2 separate regions of the Homo sapiens genome follow, and region 2 is linked to region 1. A link is a loop called in an ENCODE intact Hi-C map of the cell type or tissue named here. Cell type or tissue: PC-9. All regions are shown on one strand.

Region 1 (2,500 bases):
ATGGTGTTGACAAACTAATATTTGGAAAAATAAAATTAGATTTTTACTTTACGTAATAAATATAAACAAATTCTAAAAGAATTAAGGATTTAAATTTGAAACATGAAACCATACACAAATATATTAGGAAAGAATATAGGTGAATATTGGCCAGGCTCGGTGGCTTATGCCTGTAATTCCAGCACTTTGGGAAGCCAAGGCAGGCAGATCATCTGAGGTCGGGAGTTTGAGACCCACCTGGCCAACATGGTGAAATCCCGTCTCTACTAAAAATACAAAAATTAGGCCGGGCGCGGTGGCTCACGCCTGTAATCTCAGCACTTTGGAAGGCCAAGATGGGCAGATCACGAGGTCAGGAGATCGAGACCATCCTGGCTAACATGGTGAAACCCTGTCTCTACTAAAAATACAAAAAAAAAAAAAAAAAAAAAAAATACAAAAATTAGCCGGGTGCGGTGGTGCATGCCTGTAATCCCAGCTACTGGGGAGGCTGAGGCAGGAGAATCACTTGAACCTGGAGGCAGAGGTTGCAGTAAGCTGAAATCATACCACTGCACTCCAGCCTGGGCAATAGAAAATGTCTCAAAAAATATATATATTTATATATATAACATATGTATGTGAATATTTAAGCTTGGATGGGAATGGCATTTCTAAGTGTGTTAGTATGTCCTAGCTGAATCTGAATCAGGAATTTGGGTGCCTTTTGGTGATCTGGTGAGCCAGCATAGACAGTGCAAGGTAGGATCTGGAGGGTTAGGAAGTAATTCCTTCACCTGTGTTTGGTTCAGCCCTTTCTCATTGCCTTTTGCAGCTGTTCCAGCCTTCCCTGGACTCAGCAGATGATTCATCCTAATGTCCAGAAGAAAAATAGACCAGGGTTTTAAAGTATAAAATAATAAATCTCATCATTTATCCTTCTCATGGTTTTCAGAGAAAGTAGTGTTCATCTTCTTGACCTAAGCCAATCCTTCTACAAGTACTTTAACATGTATTAATTTACAGTGAGAAATATTACTATGAAATACACAGGAATGCTCACATTAGCTCTTCAATGCATTCTCTCCCTGAAAGACAGTAATATGGGAAGCCAAATGATGACCTAAAGGTTTCCTTGTGGGCAAGGACCTATCCAAGCCAAGGGTGTGAATGGGACGCTCTTAATGCCTGGGGCAGAGTGTGACAGGCTCAGGATCTAAGACTGCTACAGGGGTTGTGTCCACCAGGACCTAGAGAAACACTCTACTGACTGGTGTTAACCAGTTTAAAAGAAAAATAATGGTTTGTTTCACAAAATCAATATATGTACATTGTTGAACCATTAGATAAGGAACATGAATTAATATAAATAACATTCATAATGCTTTATTTCAAAATATGCCATGGCAAATACCTTGTATATCCTTTCTAGGCAAATGCCGTATATACCTTTTCTAGCCTTTTTCTCTGCACATCTGTTAAACTGCTTAATCCCCTTCTAATTTGTTTCCTCCCCAAAAAGATGATTACCCTTATGAAAAATCACTCTAGGTAAACTGCCCGTATTGTTTGCCTCTCTAGCAGAGTTCAGCTTCTTATTTCAGCTTCTCTAACCATAAACAGTATGAGAAGACCTCTCTAGCTATAATTGTTTCACTTTTTCACTTCCTGCTTTTCAGAATTATTTCTTTGTAAAAACCCTTTGTATTGTAAACAAACAAAAAGCCAGAAACAGAAAATCTTACAAAACAAATATACAGTTTAATGAATTATTCTAAGGCAAACCCTTCCCAGGTCCACAAACATAACTGAGCTGCCTCCTCCAGAAGGTCCACCCTGGGCTCTGTCCAATCCTACTCCTTCCTTCCCCCAGAAAGTTCCTGCTGGCCCGACTTTAATCACTTCCTCATAGTTTAGAAAATAGTTTTATCACCCAAATATGTATTCCTATATACTACAGCTTGGTCTTTCCCTCTTAAAACAATTTCTTAAAAGATTCTTTAACAGATTTCTCACCATTCTTTTCTTTTCCTTAGAATTTATCTGTTGAGGCCAGGCACAGTGGCTCACGCCTGTAATCCCAGCACTTTGAGAGGCCAAGGCAAGGGGATCACCTGAGGCCAAGAGTTAGAGACCAGCCTGGCCAACATGGTGAAACCCCGTCTCTATTAAAATTACAAAAAATTAGCTGAGCATGGTGGCGGGTACCTGTAATCCTAGCTACTTGGGAGGCTGAGGCAGGAGAATTGCTTTAACCCCGGAGGCGGAGGCTGCAGTGAGCTGAGATTGCCCCTCTGCACTCCAGCCTGGGCAACAAGAGCGAAACTGCGTCTCAAAAAAAAAGAATTTATCTGTTGAAAAATTAGAGGTACTCAACCCGTAGAGTTGCCCACGGTCTGGAATTGGTCCATTTCGATCCCATGGTGCACTTCAGCGTGTTTGCCTATGTCCTTTTTATTTCCTGCAAATTGGCAACTGATTCAGAGGCTTGATCAGACTTATGGCTGATCCCTTGGGCAAG
Region 2 (2,500 bases), 160 kb before region 1:
GTCAGGAGTTCGAGACCAGCCTGACCAACATGGTGAAACCATGTCTCTAGTAAATAAAAAAAAATTATCTGGGCATGGTGGCGCATGCCTGTAATCCCAGCTACTTAGGAGGCTGAGGCAGAAGAATTGCTTGAACCCAGGAGGTGGAGGTTGCAGTGAGCCAAGATTGCACCATTGCACTCCAGCCAGGGCAACAGAGCGAAACTCCATCTCAAAAAATAAAATAAAATAAAGCAGAGAAAGTGGCTAGGGAGTAGTACCGGGATTTGTAATTTTAAAACAAAGTGAAGACAGTACAGTGTGTAGATTGACAGACCCGATCTTGAATCTGGGCTTTGACACCTGCCAGCTGTGTGTGACCTTTGAGTTTCTGTAATCAACCAGTCTGAAACTTAATTTTTCTTATTTGCAAAGTGGGTCTAGTAATAAGGGGTTACATGAGTAAAACTATATATATACATATATATATATACGTGTATATATATGTATATATATATGTATATGTGTATATATATATAAATAATTTTTTTTCTTTTTGAGACAGAGTCTCACTCTGTCACCCAAGCTGGAGTGCACTAGCGCGATCTTGGCCCACTGCAGCCTCCACCTCCCAGATTCAAGCGATTCTCCTGCCTCAGCCTCTTGAGTAGCTGGGATTACAGGCATGCGCCACCAGGCTCGGCTAGTTTTTGTATTTTTAGTAGAGACGGGGTTTCATCATGTTGGCCAGGCTGGTCTCAAACTCCTGACCTCAGGTGATCTGCCTGCCTCTGCCTCCCAAAGTGCTGGGATTACCGTCATGAGCCACTGCGCCCTGCCAGAGCAAAACAATATAAATTTACATATTCAATCAGGGTTTCATTAATGTTAGCTGATATTAACTAAGTGCTTATAATATAGGGTGATGGGGGAGCCGAAGGAGGAGTGACCCATCGCATTTGGAAAACGGGTTATTGTCCCTGTCAGCTGTCTTTTTTCCAGTAATCCTAGTTCGACCATACACCAAGAAGGCAGCAGGAGTGCAGGAGAACTCTTGCAGCCAGGATTAAGGTTGGGAAGGATTTAGATCCTGGTTTGGTGTGTGGGACATAGGCTGAAGTTAGAGTAATTGTCAGTATTTTAGATTCTGTTTCAAAAATTATTTTCTACAAGCTTTGTGTTCAGCCATATAGTTCACAACAAGCCTGGTGGGGAGGCTGGGGCTGTCCACTTGACAAACGGGAAAACAGGCACAGGATGTGAGTGCCTGGCCAAGGTCACCTCTAGTCTCCAGAGGAGATCTCCTGCCGGCCCAGTGATGAGTCATGCTGGAGTGTTGCTCCCGGGGTGAAATCACAAAGGAAGGCAGGCTTGGATTTATTGCAGGCAGCAAGGGGAAGTTTCCTGTTCTTGAGAAATCTCAGAAACAGTAACTCCTCCACCTGAAGGGCCTTACTGAGTAGCCCCCAAACCCACACAGGTACAGGGCCTGGTTTAGGGTGAGGGAGAGGCCTTTGGCCTGTGCAGAGGATAAGCAGTAAACAGTAGAAAGAAAAAAGAAGGGGCTGGGCACGGTGGCTCACACCTGTAATCTCAGCACTTTGGGAGGCTGAGGCGGGCGGATCATGAGGTCAGGAGATCAAGATCATCCTGGCTAACACGGTGAAACCCCGTCCCTACTAAAAATACAAAAAAAAAATTAGCCGGGCGTGGTGGCGGGCGCCTGTAGTCCCAGCTATTCAGGAGGCTGAGGCAGGAGAATGGCGTGAACCCGGGAGGCGGAGCTAGCAGTGAGCCGAGATCAGGCCACTGCAGTCCAGCCTGGGAGACAGCGAGACTCCGCCTCAAAAAAAAAAAAAAAAAAGAAAAGAGGAAACTTGTAGTGGAGAGCTTGGGCTGTAGGCCCAATGGACCTTGGTTTGCTGATTCTGCCCCTTACTGGCTTGGGCAAGTCCTATAACCCTTTCTGAGTCTCAATTTCTTCATTGGTTAAATGGGATCATCACAGTGCCTGACAGGTTTAATGAGAGAGTGAAATAACGTATGTTCAGGTTGCTTGATCCTAGGAGTTCAAGACCAGCCTGGACAACATAGAGAGATCCCTGTCTCTACAAAAAATACAAAAATCAGCTGGGTGTGGTTGTGTGTGCATGTAGTCCTAGCTAATCAGGAAGCCGAGGCAGGAGGATGGCTTGAGCCAGGGAGGTCATGGCTGCAGTGAACTGTGATGCCACTGTACTCCAGCCTGGGCAACAGTGCGAGACCCTGTCTTAAAAAAAAAAAAAGATATGTGCCAGGTATTCAGCACCGTGCCTTGCACGCAGCAAACCCTTATAACATTGGTTGTTATTTATGGAGAGGAAAAGGATAAAGGGGTGGGAAGGCAAGAGAAGAGGGCTTAGGGTACTCTGCCCTCTAATGCTGGACCATTCAGATGAGGTCCTGATGAAGCTCTGTCCACCTGAAGCTTTTATTTTTATTTATTTATTTTGAGACAGGGTCTCGCTCTGTCACCCAGGCT

What was found. A loop is a pair of places that touch in the nucleus more often than their neighbours do. Peaks named below come from ENCODE experiments on the same cell type or tissue, not always from the same donor. Only the 100,000 strongest peaks of a DNase experiment are listed, where the experiment ranks them.
Region 2: a loop joins it to region 1, with 14 times the contacts of the local background. A loop is called at or near these places in 2 of 110 quality-filtered maps.

What each region holds. Positions count from the first base shown.
Region 1 is chr5:142,526,270-142,528,769 of GRCh38, forward strand. No RefSeq gene overlaps it. Among named protein-coding and RNA genes, the nearest start is that of FGF1, 160 kb to the right of the region's middle. In PC-9, no CTCF peak of the experiment used is centred here; no DNase peak of the experiment used is centred here; H3K27ac peaks cover 1,575 bases.
Region 2 is chr5:142,361,636-142,364,135 of GRCh38, forward strand. All of the region lies in intron 3 of SPRY4-AS1 (SPRY4 antisense RNA 1), which reads left to right. Among named protein-coding and RNA genes, the nearest start is that of SPRY4-AS1, 38 kb to the left of the region's middle. RefSeq lists enhancers at 1,169-1,463, 1,253-1,972, 1,973-2,500. In PC-9, no CTCF peak of the experiment used is centred here; a DNase peak (open chromatin) is centred at 1,316; H3K27ac peaks cover 1,930 bases.